Regions from separate parts of the Mus musculus genome. Here region 1 is linked to region 2. A link is a loop called in an ENCODE intact Hi-C map of the cell type or tissue named here. Cell type or tissue: left cerebral cortex. All regions are shown on one strand. Each heading gives the region's core, and the rest is flanking DNA. Links, peaks and the distances in the headings are about the cores only.

The links. A loop is a pair of places that touch in the nucleus more often than their neighbours do. Peaks named below come from ENCODE experiments on the same cell type or tissue, not always from the same donor. Only the 100,000 strongest peaks of a DNase experiment are listed, where the experiment ranks them.
Region 1: it touches region 2 in a loop (19-fold over the local background); 2 of 42 quality-filtered maps call a loop at or near these places.

Annotation. Positions count from the first base shown.
Region 1 is chr16:67,965,546-67,973,622 of GRCm38, reverse strand. No RefSeq gene overlaps it. Among named protein-coding and RNA genes, the nearest start is that of Cadm2, 350 kb to the right of the region's middle. In left cerebral cortex, for the core only: no CTCF peak of the experiment used is centred there; DNase peaks (open chromatin) are centred at 4,027, 4,659 and 5,025.
Region 2 is chr16:67,620,177-67,627,998 of GRCm38, reverse strand. Cadm2 (cell adhesion molecule 2) reads left to right here and starts at 7,091. Exons shown (of 10, transcript NM_178721.4): 1 at 7,091-7,822. The coding sequence starts at 7,768. In left cerebral cortex, for the core only: a CTCF peak has its summit at 6,824; DNase peaks (open chromatin) are centred at 6,650, 7,019 and 7,587; H3K4me3 peaks cover 1,520 bases; H3K27ac peaks cover 1,178 bases.

The sequences.
Region 1 (8,077 bases), core at 3,720-6,219, 350 kb before region 2:
CAACAATATGAACTAAGCAGTACCCCAGAGCTCTTGTCTCTAGCTGCATATGTATCAAAAGATGGCCTAGTTGGCCATCACTGCAAAGAGAGGCCCATTGGACTTGCAAACATTATATGCCCCAGTACAGGGGAATGCCAGGGCCAAAAAAGGGGAATGGGTGGGTAGGGGAGTGGGGGTGGGTGGGTATGGGGGACTTTTAGTATAGCATTGGAAATGTAAATGTGCTAAATACCTAATAAAAATGGAAAAAAAAAAAGAAAGACTATAGAGAATAATTAAACCCTTTGGAGATCCTTAAGAATTACGAAATATAAAATGATTGGTTTATTACATCAAAGATGTAAAGAAATGGTAAAGCCACTCGCAATTAAATATTATATTTTAGAACTGGTGAAAGCACCATGTCAAAATAGGAGGTACCTGCCCTCTTCAGACCATAGAAATACAATTATTAATTAATATCTGTGAATTTCATAATGTGAGCCCAAATTGCAGCCTGCATAGCTGTATGAGGTATCTTTTTGATAGGAGAGAAAAAAAGAAATTCTTAGTCTGTTGTCATCTGTGACACTCAGAAGAAAATCTATGGACTCTGGCACAAATCAGCTTAACCATGGGTACATGGATGAATTATATGTATATATATATAGCCCTTACCTGAAGGTTCTCTTGCAGACTGTACCATGAAAACATGGGCTATCATTCCAGAGGTATTAGAAACAGAACATCTCATTCAAAAATGTATAACTGTAGATCATAAAATCAAACTCAAACATGCTTAATTCCAGTGTCAGGGCCATTTGCCTGTCTGTGCATGGAAGCCTTAAAGTAACTAGGAAGTTTCAGCTTGCTTGAGGAGATTCCAAGGCTGAACTCAGACATGAAGTATAGGGGTGACTTCCTCTTGCATGCATCAGTTTGGATTATGAAGTCTATGGCCACAGGAACACAAGCTACAACCAAATAAATAAAAGCAGCACCAATAATCAGTTAACCCTGTAAAGGGGACTCATGCTGAAAACTCAAATTAATCCTTTAAACCACTTACTAAGTGACCAAAGGACAAGAGTAAATAATTAAACATTATCAGTAAAGGAAAAAAAAAGCATAAGAAAAGCAGATCAAAAGAATCACTTATTATATAACAAAGCAATTCTGAGATCAATTCTTGATAAACTTAAAACATAATGGAGAATTCCTACAGAGGTTAAACTACATTGGATGAGAAACTAACAAGCAGGATGCTGCCAGATTTGAAATTGTAGAGGAATTTTAATCCAGCAACATGGCTTCACTGATCACATCCAAATACTACTTTCTAGGCTAGAATGATATGGCTTGAAGGCTGGCATATATATATATATATATATATATATATATATATATATATATATATGTATATATATATATATATATATATATCCCTCTTGCTGGAATCCTTTAGTATACACCTTTAATCCCAAACAATGATGTCTAATTGAGGGGTAGACAGAGGGATGAATCAGAGATAAATTTGCCCAAATGAGTCAGAGATAGGAAACACCCAACTCTCAGGAGAACAGCTACTTTAGAGCAGAGCAAGGAGAGACCAAAGGGAATGAAGTTCAGTCAGTTTAGTCATTTGGGAGCCAGTGCAGTGAGTGCAGTGTAGTGGAACTGAGTTCCATTGTGAGTTCACACAATTCAATAGAGGCAGCATTGGAAGTTGAAGCCAGAGAATAAGGAGCCAGAAGATTAAAACAAATTGCCAGAGTTAGTTTGAGGTCAAGCAGAGCAACTCAGTGAGAAACTGAGAGAATCCAGATAGAATCAGTCAGCTTGGAAAGGAGATTGAGCCAGAATTGAATTAAACAAGCCAGACACAGATCAGAACGAATAAGGAAAGTGTGAGCTTATTCAGCAGTAAGCCTCTGAGACAACTATATCTTGTGATTAAAAGGTATATTTACATGAAATAATCTGGATAGAGGAAGAAGGTATGGGGGAAAAGAAAAATGATATGGGAATTACAAGGTATTAGGAAGCCAACCTAACATTTACAATGATAAAGAGGAAAAAGAGAAAGATTAGTTATTTCAAATAATAGTACTTGTCCCACATTTGTGATGAAAGATGGCATAGGCAACATGAAGTTAAAGAAGTAAACCCAAATAATTCTATATGTAGACGCATTGCAGATAGTCAAATTTCAAACCCGAAGAAAAAATTGTAAACATCAAGTCAAAGATGAATTTAGGTGTAATATTGTAATATCACTCTATAGAATTGGCAAATTCTTGGCAAAATGGCAGTTTGCATTTCCAGGTAGATGTTGGAGGTAGGTTTGTAATTTTACTTTTTATTTGATGTTAAAGAAGCCATAAAATTGTTGGGGCCATGGCAATGACCCAGAGGCATCAAAGCATATACTGTTCCTGCAGAATACCCAGTGCTATGGCTGTACTTAGGGTTCAGTTCTTAAGCAATGCTATTGTTCTTATTATTCTTACAAAGGAGCAGCAGCGTGATGGGCAGCTCATCACTTCCTGTAACTCCAGCTTCAGTGGATTCTGATGCCTCCACACTCCAGAGGTATCTGTACGCACATTTGCATGCACACCACACACACACACACACACACACACACACACACACACTCTCTCTCTCTCTCTCTCTCTCAAATACACACAAAAATAATTAAAAAAAACAATAAAATTAATTTTAAAATCCTTAAGGGATGAAAATATAGCTCAATGATTAATGTCTGCATACCATGCACTAGGCCTTGGATTTGATCTTGTTTGAGGAACAAAAGGAAGCTATAATTTGTTGTTACAAAGCAATACTTAATGATGTCTGAAACCCTGAATTAAAGACTTCTAAGCATGCCCTTACAACTAATGTAAAAATTTCTATGAAGAAAGTGATCTTTGCTTTTTCAGGCTTATTACGCAACAGCAATGTGTTTCATATATTACATTTATAGAGTTCAACTCTCTGGAATTCTTATTCTTGAGTTATATAATATGTAGGACCTGTCTCTGTACATCAGCTTATTATTCTCCTCTGGATGTAACTCTTTCTTTTAAAATTTTAACTGTGATGAATTTTTAGTTTGTTTAAATTTGAGATTGTAACTTGATTACATTTCTCCCCTTCCTTTTTCCTTCCAAAATCTCCATATTTCCCTCCCCACTCTCCTTCAAACCCATAGGCTCATTCTGTTAATTGGTAATTCATGCACATATGTCCATGAAATATCTCTCTATAAAATATATTCACAAAATTAAATATGTTGACCTGTTAAGTCCATACATTTTTTAGTCCATATATTTTTACTTGTATTTGTCTTCAAGGCTGACCACTTAGCACCACACAATCAATTGCTATGGTCATCTTTGGGAAAGGCTGTCTTGCCCACTCAGTTGCCTATAGATCATCATGTAGGGTTGAGGCTTCCAGGATTTTTCTCCATCCAGCTTGTTGTTTTGATTGTTGTCTGAATATCCTTAAAGAAAATAGGAATGAAAATAACCTTAATGTGATCCTAGACATCTGAAATGTAATTACTCCCACTCTGACAACAGTAGGTGTGTCTTCTTATTTTTATTTGTATATGCTGCTTTCTTTTCAGGACAATAACAATACCAGCTAAGTTCTGATGAATAGATAGGAATGATTTCTGTTATTAGAATTGTCCCAGGTGTTAAGATGTCAAGTCCTGAATCTGATGCTAGAATCAAGTGAGCCCCTCATTATCCTCTGCATAACAGGGCCTTTACTAGTTAACTGAACCCTCCTGTTGAAACAAGCTGTTACTGTGTATCCATGGCTAACCTATCATGTGCTATTTAGAGGTAAGTAACATTTAAATCAGAGCCGTCCTCTAGCCTCAGCCTCTCAAATGTTGTGATTAAAATCTCATGTGCCACAACACTCAGCTTGACTTGCCCCTTTTAAATATCTTTTAATTTACCAGTGTATTTGTCAATGCCTCTCAACTCTTGGCTCAGTTCTTACCAACACAGCCTCTGCCTTATGTAGCTCTTATCTTATCCTGAATAAGTTTTCATGATATTAACATTCTCTGACTCATCAGGCAGAACAGATTGATACTAGCCTTGTTTTTTATAAATATTGCTCCTTAGAGGCTATTTTTGAGTGCTTTCCACTCTCATTATGGCTTAATTAGGATCCTGTTTCAAAATAGACCAACTGGAAGCACAACATCTTACCTGCATGATTAATACTGCAGCATAAAATATCCTATTGCATCATTTACCCACCAAGTTTAATCATCTTAGATCTTGAATACACCCTGAATTAAGTCCACATGTGTCACCTCCCTTTAATTATCCTAATTGGGACTCCTTTTGATCCACTATGTGGGGCAGTCTTTTATGTATGCTTCTTCCCTTGGTGGCTCAATCCTATTAAAAGGTATGAAATTCATCTCTTCTTTTGCACCCTAAGATTCCATGAACAGAAAGTCTTTTTTATTTTAATCATTATGGTGGGGGAAAAAAAAGAGGAAATTTTATCCTCACTGAACAGGGGCATTTAAGGCAACATTACTAGTCTCCAAACAGTTTGTTCTCTTTTCTTTTCACCTACCTCCTCCATATGCCTCGACAGGGTAAAGCAGATGCTCATTAATTCTTAAAATTCCTTTAAATATATATAATATAAACTCCCAGATTATTGTGATTAAGCCAAACGGTAGTTATGCAATTTAAAATCTGCACAGAATTCATCAACTGATCACCCTTAATGTTTGCAACATAGGCAGTCAAGATCGCATAATTTTTTTTTCCCTCCAAAGACAGAAAAGGAAACTCCTTCTCAAGTTGATTGGCTGTCACGATCGGGGAAAACAAATGGTATTGTTGTACAACGTCAATAGCCTGCGTTCTATTCCTTGTTTTGCTTTTAACAGACTGTGAAAAGACCAACAGCTGTTACAGAGCTAAGTAGAACAGAAAGGATTTACAGTAGGTGGTGCCACCTGTGATTTCCCGAGTTCCAACCTTTAAAATCTGTTGCTTTATTCTGGAGTTGGTTGGGAGAAAATGGCATGATTCTGTGTCAGGGGAAGAGCCGTCAACTATAGCTTGAGTCTCATGTGGAGGCTGCCCTTATCCTCACAGGTCACAATCATATATGTTGAGTCTCTTTTCTTGACTTTTCTGTATCCATGTGAATCATCTAAGAACAGGCCATAAGGAAGCGGCCATCTGGAGGTAGCCAACGTAACTGTTGGAATGCAAGAAAAGGCTTATACATTAGAATTTACACATGGAATCAATGGTCTTCTCTGCATGCTTCATTTGGGTTCTTTGCCTTAAGATGAAAAGAGTCATATTTCTTAATGAAAACCTTAATGATATTAGTAGATGTGTGATTCAAATTTGCAAAGTCTCCCAAGGAAACATTCATTTTCGGGTAAGACATTGACACAATTGAATGTGACAAATGAAGCTTAGAGAGGGCAAGAATGGTTTGGGAATTTGATTTCTTACGTTATCTAGCATTTATGCAAGAGGTTTTCACTCTTAATGTACAATTCAGAAGTATTTAAGGCATGTAGTAGATTTTTAAAAATCTTTTTCTTAAACTAAACATATCAAACACCTCATATGCGTCAAAGACTCCTTTTTAAACCATGAGATAATCTTTTCTATGTTACAATGCAGTACTGATCAATGTAAGATAAATCTACCTACTGTCTTGATCCAGTAAAGAATTCCACCAAGTGTTGCGGGAAATATGTAGAGCGAGCACCTGTGCCAATGATCTCACTTGTTTGGTCGCTTGGCCACCAACTCACCAGCACTGATAGGCCACATGGCTCCCACTAGGCCACCTCCCTGACACCCCAAGATGCCAATAAAATAATTTCAGAAAAAAAATGATAATGATAAAGCTTTAATCCAATTATTCTAACCTTTTGATAATTGGTCAGTCTCCATTCTGGTTCTCCCTCTCCTCAAACCTCTCTCTCTCTCCTCAACTCCTTGCTCTGCCTCCCTTCTCCCGTTCAGTCACAAGCCTCCCACTGCCCTAATGTGATTGGACAGAGAAAATCCTGCAACACACCACGTGTTAAATTATCATGTTTTCTATTGTTTCTGTATTTTCCATAATCAACACTCAAACTGAGTCAATGTTTGAGCTGTAAAAATTTAATAGAGAAGACAGATTTCAATAGTTTATTAATAATGCTGGTAAATTCTCAAACATTCACTGTGACAGGGGAGAGCGGCCTCTCTGACATGATTTTACATAGCAATGAACGGGCTTTGTGTTCCTTGGTATTAGAACTCATGTGAAAATGCAATCCAGCTCTTCATATTATATTCATGTCTTGATTTTTTGGGTCCAATTTGATTTTTTTCCCTCTGAGTAAACATTTTTTAGAACATTACCACATAAAATGTATTGCTATCCACTTTTTTTTTTACAAACTTTTATTATTGCTAGAACAAAGAAGGAAAAGAAGTTCTGCTATCTCATTCAAGAATAGCTTGAAGATTCTCTTTCAGAATTGACTGAAAAATTCTCCCAAACAATTCACCAGAACCCATTATAATTTTGCTAATGAAAATATTTGAACCAACCTGAAGGTATTAAATTACTATTCACTGATAACAATGTTGATGAATTTCATGTATCTCATAAATTATCAGTTATAATTTTAGATAATAATCCAATATTTGACACTTCTTTATCTTAAACAATTACCAATTGCTTGACATTACTATCTATATATTAAAATTAATAACTAAGATTAATTCTTCATTGATTAATGATTTGTTTAAAAACTTGTTTGACTTTCCAATTCAGGCAGCTAAATTTTCCTGATATACCAACACCAGTACTGATGCACACACTGAAATCCTACTCAATGATTGCCACACTAGATATTGGTTGTGCAGCAATAAATGTGTCCAGATAACTGGAAAATCTCTCTCTTTTATCAGCATTTGTCATGTCTGGGCCACAGTTCCTGATGTTGGTGACACAGTGCTTAGATTCAGAGTGTGAATTTGGGCTTTTTTTTTTTTTTCATGACATGTAACTGACTATCACACTGACAGCCGAGACCAATCACTTGGAATACAAACCATCTCCCCAAAGACTGCACAGTCAGGGTCATTCCACCTAAGCAACCAGTTATCAAGAATTACTCAATGTAAAGAACAGATTTCTCATGAGATTTTCTTTTCTCCACACAATGTCAGGCTTGCTTTGAGTCACCCACAGTTACTTCTGCTGATGGACTGAAAGAACATATGGCACATAGACTGATGTCGAGAACATCTGCCATCTGATAGCTCACCGTTGCAAAATGAGAAGCAAGCTGATACAAGCATTCAGACTCCTGAATGATACTCTGGTGAAAGTCAATGTACCTTAAAGAACAGATAAATAAGTTTGTAACTAAGAATTTTACAGAAACAGTTTCCTAGATTAGCTAATCCCCACACTGAAACTGTTTTGAAAATATAGGCCACAAAGTTTGTTCATCAAGAGTGCTAAATGATATGTCCAGGCAAAAAAGAGGAGTTTCATGTCTACAGCTGAAGAAATTAAAACCGATAAAAATATTCTGCCAAAAGGACATGAGACAGTTGAAATGATCTTGCTAGACCTCTGTCAATTTTCTCTTGTACTCTTCTCTACGTTCCTCTTTTGAGTGAAATAGGCAATATCAAATGTCAATAATCAATGACTGACAACCAATCATATTTCAAGGAGTAAAATGCATCAACTTGTTTAGTCTGCCTAGTCTGAAAAAAAGATAAGGCCATTAATTACTTTGTAAAACGATTTAGCAGTTTTCAGACTTTTTATTTATGATTTTGAATGTACAGCTGGGAAGAACTATGTTGAAGAGCAAAGGGATCACGTAATTTTATTTTGAAATAAGTAGGCCAATGCACTGTGTCTGTCCTTAACCACAAAATCTGCTTGATGGTGGTTTTTCTCTTTATTTAATACACAGAAAATCATTAAGTCAGATATATTTGATAAATCTAAGTTGTTTCTTGGTAACATTGAATATTGTAAAAATTTACATGTAAACAAGTTGATG
Region 2 (7,822 bases), core at 5,323-7,822:
CATACAATTAAAGCAATAAACAAAAGTAATATATAATGATAATTATACAGTAATACTGTGTGACACATATTTATTTAAAGGCGTAAGTAGTTCACTTTCCACCTAAGAGTTCTGATCTGTAGTTGATGATGGCCCACTGAATCTGTAGACTGTAGAAGGGAGGATAAAAGGGGATCAAAATATAAATTCTCTAAAAATCAAGAATAGTATGATACCTAGAGAACTTTCATTGATGATGCAAATAATCTGCATTTGTGTGCTTGCAGTCACAATAGTCCTTACTAGTCAGTCAGTGGGGCATTTAAGTTTTTATTAGTATGAGGAAAACTCATAGTTTGTGTTTGACTTAATTTAAACAAATTTAAATTGAATTTTAAGATCTCGTTTACTGTTTGCGACTACCTAGTTGGGAACATAGGCTTATTATTTTAAGGCTCATATTTAAGTTTCATAATTTTGATATTACTTTAAAGATATATTTCTTCAATTATCCCCTGAACATTTAGTAAGTTTTAGGTTTATCGTTCAAAAAGTTTTATTCTGTTTTCACTTTTTCTCCTTTGATGATGCCTAGTGTTTCAAATTACCTGAAAAATAGACTTGTAGACAGGTTACCTAGGAATTGTAAAGACTCAAGTAAACTAATCGTTATTTTCACATTTTTCTAAGTTATATGTGCTCATAGTGCTGCTCCTTTAACTACATAAAACAGAAGGAAAATATAGAGACCTTAGCTTGTTTCACAATTACTGTTCTAGTTGGCTTTTCCCACAGAACTAACCTATAAAATTTTTAATGGGAGTTCTATTAAACACTAATATAAATATAAAGAAAAAATCTTAAAACAAGATAATTAAATTATTCACCCTAAGTTATTCACTACCATTTAAAAGTATAAATACTTTTAAAATGACTGCACAGTGCTCAGCCCAAATGGGGCATCTGGCTACATTCCATCATACAAAGATTGAGTTCATCATGGAGTAGAAGATGGAAAGATTAAAAAAAAAAAAGCCAGAAGCAGTGAATGATAGCAAGGAAAGAGTATTTTCCAGACACAGCAGAGCAGTTACACATAAGACCTCCCAGCTTTTTTGAGAACATGCACAGGGAAGGTAAAATCCAGCACAGAGCATGGTGGACCTAAAGTCCTATCCTTATCTGAGAATCTATCATCAATTAATAGTCACTGTCAGTGGAAGAGTCTATTTCCTTTAGGTGTGTTGTCTCTGATGATGTACACAGGTCCAAGAATAGGGGAATAACACAAATTTTAGAACCATTAAATAAATTGGAAAGCACAAGAGGATGCAAATTTGTTCAGGTAGGAAATGGTGGGCAGACCTAGGAGGAGTTGGAGAAAAAGAGCATTGAAACACGTTGTATGACATTTTCAAATACTTCATGATTTACACCGAGTAAGTCTTGTGTAGATTCACCTACTCCTTAATTATGACTGTTGAGTAATTACAGTTTTGTTTTAGATTTTAGCTTTATGTCCAGTCACCAAGTCCACAGTGTTTTACATTTACAGCTTGGATGAAGAGAAAAGAGCCAACAAAGGCTAACAGTGGTTTAGAAAATATAATCTCCAGTTCAAAAAGACTCCGCATCAACCTACGAAAAGGCACCTGGAATATCTTTACTCACTGGGAAGGGGAAAGGGAGGTTCACCTGCAAACGCCTCTCTTGTGAGAACATCAAGGATGAACCATCTTGGTAAATGGAAGGCATTCATGATGGTCCGTTCCTTGTTGCAATTTACTGTATCGTATTCCCGTGTATGTGCATAGTTAGGTGCAAGATTACATGGATGTGACTGACTGATGGTTGCCAGAGATCAGAGACGTGGCTCTATCTGGAGCTGGGGTTCAACTAGCAAGCCATATAACATGGATGCTGGAAATCAAACTCCAAGCTTCTGCAAGAGCTGTGTGCAATCCTAATCTCTGAGTCATCTCCCCAGATGCCATTAAGATGGTCAAATAAGAGGAGTTCCAGTGAAGAAAACTTCACTTTCAAACTATGTATCCATTATCAAACTGCTTTAGGTCAATGAGGAGAAATTATTTTAATTTTACTAGATTTTTTAAAAACACAAATAATAAAGACTGTTCCAATTTAATTAAATTCAAGGGTTCAGAGAGTCATCTTCAGGATGTTTTCGATTATCTCTGGTCATTTGCAAAACTTCTGTTTTACATAGTGTATGCGTTTAAATTCCAGGTTCATATACTAGTATATAAATTAGGGTGAAGTTGTCTTTTGTTGTTATTTTTTGTTGTTTTTTCTTTTCTGGTTTGGGAAAAGTCTAGGGAAATTTATTGTCCATATTGATGAGCTGACAGGAGCCTAGCATGGCTGCCCTCTGAGAGGCCCAACAAGCAGCTGAAAGAGTCATATGCAGATATTTGAACCCAACCAATGGACAGAAGCCAGACTCCTGTGGTTGAATTGGGAAAAAGCTGGAAGAAGCTGAGGATGAGGACAACCCCATGGAAGGGCCAGCAGTCTCAACTGACCTGGAACTCTGAGTTCTCTCAGACACTCACCCACCAACCAAGCAGCATACACCAGCTGATATGAGCCCCCCAACATATATACAGCAGAGGACTGCTAGGACTGGACTCAGTGGAAGAAGATGCACCTAGCCCTTGAGAGACTTGAGGCCCCAGGGAGTGGGGAGGTCTGGTGGGGTGTGGTAGGGTGAAGACAACCTCTTGTGAGTGGCCAAGAGGTGAACCAAGAGGGGGATGAATACTGGACTGTGAAAAGGATTAAAGAATAAAATAAAAATGTATGTATGGATGCATACCTTGAAGCAGAGCTAGACTGTATGTTGACAAAGAACACAAAGGGTGTTTTTTCTCTATATATTGTGATTGCATAAGTTAGGATGAAAGACTACAGAAAATAGTGATTATGTTGTAACTTAGTATTTATCAAAAGTTATATATATATCAAAAGTAGAAATGGCCCATCATTAAGGTTATCAGTAGCCGAAACTGATATTTTTCCTTCTCCTTTATACATCATGTTTAATAAAATTTCAAAACTTGAGTGACAAGCCACTTGGAATGGCTTGGAATAAAGATGCAGTTTTGAAGAAGAAGACAGAATGGTTTTAAAAGACTAACAAAAGTTATACAAATATATATTTACAGGAAATTAATATTGCTATCACCTCTCATATGTCTCCTGTGTACTGTATATTAATACTATGCAATATACTATGTATACTATGATCTATCTTATATATATATAATATACATATATAATATACATATATACACTATAGCCATAAATTCTTTAGTACTTTGCAACATTGGTAACTAACATCATATATGACATGCCAGAGAGGAAGGAGAACAACAGACAATGCTCCCAGTACTCAATGAAATAATTTTCTTCCACAATGGTCTTCATTTTCATCAGGCCATGAAATTTCTTTTTCTAGGTCAATTTACTATAACTCAATTTGCTATGAGAGTCAATTTAGCATGGATTTTTTAGCTTTTGAGTCCTGGGAATCTATAATTGTTGTATATTTAAAATGCTTAAATATTTCACATACATTCAACATTTAAAAAGTAAAACATAAAACTTTTACCTATATCAACTCTCAGGAAATTTCTCCATCAACAAAAGTTAAGCTACATAATATTTTTTTCTGGTTTGTTTGTAATAACTTTTACAATTAAATTTGTAAGCAATTTACTTTGTTCCCAGAAGGAAAAACTAAACATTACAATCATGATAATTCCTAATTCTTTCTCTGGAAATATTTATAAACTACAGGCAAGTGTAGCTCCTGTTGTCATTACTATGTAAAGAGAGTTATAATGTCCATGGTACAACTGAAAAAAGAGAGACTGAATATCATCCTGAGACAATACAAAAGAACAGGGTCATTAACCCATCACAGGGGAGTATTAAGAATTTTTCATAAACAATCCAGGGAAAAACTAAATGATCCATTTTGCAATTGTTGCTTTCTGTTTATTAATTGTTCTAAAAATATTGCATTAAGGTCTGAAGTAGTTTTGTCATGAAAGAATATATAAAGCTTCACTCTGAAAAGGAATTTTCCTAAGTAGTTTCACATTTAAGATATTTCCAACTAGGAACACATGGATAAGATGTCAATTTTGGCAGTTTGTAAAATTTAATCATTTGTCTGATGAACCAGCTAATTTGTACATTTGCTGTCACAGTGATGTTATATCAGATAATAATAGCTATACATGCAAAATGAATATATATATATATATTTGAGGATATTTAATTGTATTCTAGAGTTGTAGTGCATTTCAGGGAAAAATTATTCATGCTATCACAAATCTATAACATGTAAGAGGACTTTCTAAAGAACACTGAATATTTGATAGATTTTAAGTTTTAAAACATTTTATGTATATGATGGTTTGACTTGTATGTTTGTTTGTATAATGTGTCTTCACCCATAGAAGCCAGAATAGTGTAACAGATCACTTGAAATTGATGTTACAAGCAGTTTTGAGCTCTTGTGTATCATGTCAGTACTGAAAATGGAACTTAGTTCTCCAGAAAAGCAATAAGTACTCTTAACTGCTGAGCCATCTCTGCTACCCATGTTTGATACGTTTAAAAAATTGATTGGATTAAATTAATGACATCTAAGAGTGCACTACTTTGAAAATGGAGCAGATCTGGTTTGGGACATAAAAATGAAATTACCAAATTCCCAGGGTTTATGATTTGGATGTTTCTCACCTTAAATCTTGAAACACTTCCTGCCCCCTGTATCCAAGATGTTGGTGTTCATGTGAGTTTCAACTCATGAATAAAACTTTTAATATTTTCTTAAAACGAATTAATTTGGGTAGTTTGCTTCTGTACTTTACAGGTGACGTTTTCGGTTTATTTTCAGAAACTTATCTTTGAAGTTCCTTAAAATAATAGTATATCTTAAGTCCCTGGAGGCCTAGTGTCTTCCACTTGATGAGAATGTTGAAATTCCCCATGGAGTATCTGGCAAAATAATGCTAATGTTCAATGCTTTCAAAACTGAGTTTCCAGGAAGATTCCAGTCCAGTGAGTGCTGCTTAACATGGGAGATTCTGCAGTTCTTAGTTCCTAGGACCACAGTTCTTGCCTGTGTGTTTTCCAACAAGAATCAAATGTAATCTGTTTCACATTGTCAGTCACCAGTGCTGAAATATTCCTGCCAACTGGAACAACTGGGATGTTGTCCTAAATATGACAAGTTGTGTGTGTGTGTTCTTTCTTATTTTATTTTATTTTTTACCTTTCTGCTCATTGCAACTTTAGAAATGATCAAAGTCTACTTTGGATGATTCAAGGGGAGAGGTCTCGGGGTAATACAGCCATAAAACGGGTACAAACTAGAACCCAGTAACCTTGACATATCAAACCGTCCTTTTTTGACATTCCCATTTGTTACAGTCTTCCTGACACAGAGCTGAAGCAAGGGTTATGGTATTAGGGCATCACCTTTTGATGCTCCCTGCAGCTTAAGTGATAGCAGTATGCAAGGGCTTTCTGTCTTCCCTAATGTCTAAAACTCATGGTGGGCAACTACCTTCAGCAGTAATAAAATTATTCCCCCGTCCTCCTCCTTTCAGACCCTACTTGCAATTTTATTACTGAAATGACACACCTTAATTTTGAGAACCTATGGAGAAAGTTGAGTAGAGATATGAATGGGTCATTACCTAAAAGGCTTTAAGGGTTGCTCATAAAAAGTTGCCGCAAAGGAAGCAGCAGTCTTGAGAAAGGGCAAAGGGCATCCCTATAGGTCTCTCCTCTCATCTTTGCCTCAGTCCTTTTTGGTTGCAAGCTTCTATTGTGTGTTATCTAACAAAGCCGACCTATTTACGTTGTGACTGATTCAACACACCAGAACTCTTCCATCATCTGCTAATTTGGTCCAATTAAAAACTGGTCATAGGGAGAAAAAACTACGAATTAATCTCGGTTAGAAAAACTTGTGAATAATTTGTCTTGCTCATTTAAAGCTGGACTTCTAAAGCTCGTGGTTTGTATTAAGTGATTCTTCCTGACCACTTTATGTCACACCCTCGAATGAAACACATTTCCTCTTCTTTCTTCTTAGGAGTATTGTTGGCATTTTAAAAGAAATTTTATAAGATTCCCTGTTATTTTTAATTAGGAAAAATCCTCTTCACAGCTACACTATTCTTCGCAAAGCAGACAAACTATCGGGCCCCAGTTACATGTTTGCTCTTTACATGGTAAGAGAACTATTACTATCATCTTTTTCAGTTGAGAAGGCTTCAGAAATACCACCACAAAAGCATTATGAAACCAAAGAGACAGCTATGGGATTTGAACCGGATCTCAGTCCCTATACAGTCACTCCCAGAGCTATGTGGAGAAGTGGACGTGGTATACGTAAACTTTTTGAAGAAAAAACAACAACAACAACAACAAAGTGATTTTTTTCCTTTACTTCTAAATCTCTGCTTCCCCAAGTTCTTGCAGGCAGGTAGGTGTTCAGCGCCCTATACTTAGCCTCTCCCACGCCCTCTGTAATCTCTCCCTTTTGCGGCTGGGAGCATTGAAGATTGCTACTGCAGCTGGTGAGTGGGCAGGTGAAGCCACCATCTGCTCTAGGAGTCCAAATGCTCAGAAGAACTTCGCACCCAGGACCGTGCCCAGGCACATCGGATTCCAGAACCTAGGGGTGTGGGATGGGATGGTGCTGGGGGTGTGTGGTGGTGGTGGGGGGGGGGGGGGAAGATCCAGCTAACCCCGCCCCCTCGCGGTGGCGATTGGCTGAATTCTTCTCCAGGGCTCAGCACCTGTTCATGAACAGGGCTGTCTTCCCTGCAAGTTAGCACGTGGCCACCTTTAAGGAGGTGACACCAGTCCTGAGTGCGTGAAAGGGGGCTTCAGAGCTTCCTGCCCGAAGGGTCCTTGAGAAGCCTGTTTGTTTTTCCCGGCGCTTGTCTCCTCCCACCCTTCTCTGTCATTGGCCCGGTGTGGTGGGTGGGTGTGTTCCTATTGGTCAGGGGGTGGAGCCTATCCCTGGCCAGGGTAGGGGCGGGGCCTTCGCGGCGCTGAGCTTGCCCTTGTGTCTGGTGCTCGCTAGAGCTGCTGCTGCCGCCGCTGCCGCCGCCGCCGCCTCCGTCGCCGCCGCCGCCGCCGCCGCCGCCGCCGCCGCCACTGCTGCTGCTGCAGCCGGAGCATCCGGGAGCCGCCGCCGCCGCTGCTGCCACCGCTACCAAGCGCTGCTACCACTGCTGCCCACCTCTTCTCCCAGGACTCTGACACCCGAGCGCGAGCGGCGGTGCTGCCAGCTTGCTGCCCCTGTCCCCCACCCCTCCCTTCCGTGACCTACCCACTCCTTGCAGCCCTCGCCTGCACCTTCCCCGACACCCCGGCATCTCCGCATCACCTGCCTGAGCAACCTCCGGGCGGGCTCTGGGACTTGCCTCGAGCTCCGAAAGGAAGGCAAGGTCCAAACCGGTGCCGGGCAGATCGGTTGTCGGGGCTGCACCACCAGCAGCAGAAGGAGAAGAAACTATTTAGCCCACCGAAACCCCATTCTGCGGGTGCTCTGCCACTGCCGCTTTTGCTGCCGGCAACCAGCTTCCGCGCGGGTTCGAACACAGCAGCGGCGGTACCGTGGGTCCGGCGGGAGCCGGGGGGACGACACCAGCGGAGCCCTTGCACTGTGTGGTTCGCTCAACCAGCATCTCCTTGCCCCCTCGATCCTTCCCCAGACCCTTAAAAGAAGGGACCATGATTTGGAAACGCAGCGCGGTTCTCCGCTTCTACAGTGTCTGCGGGCTCCTGT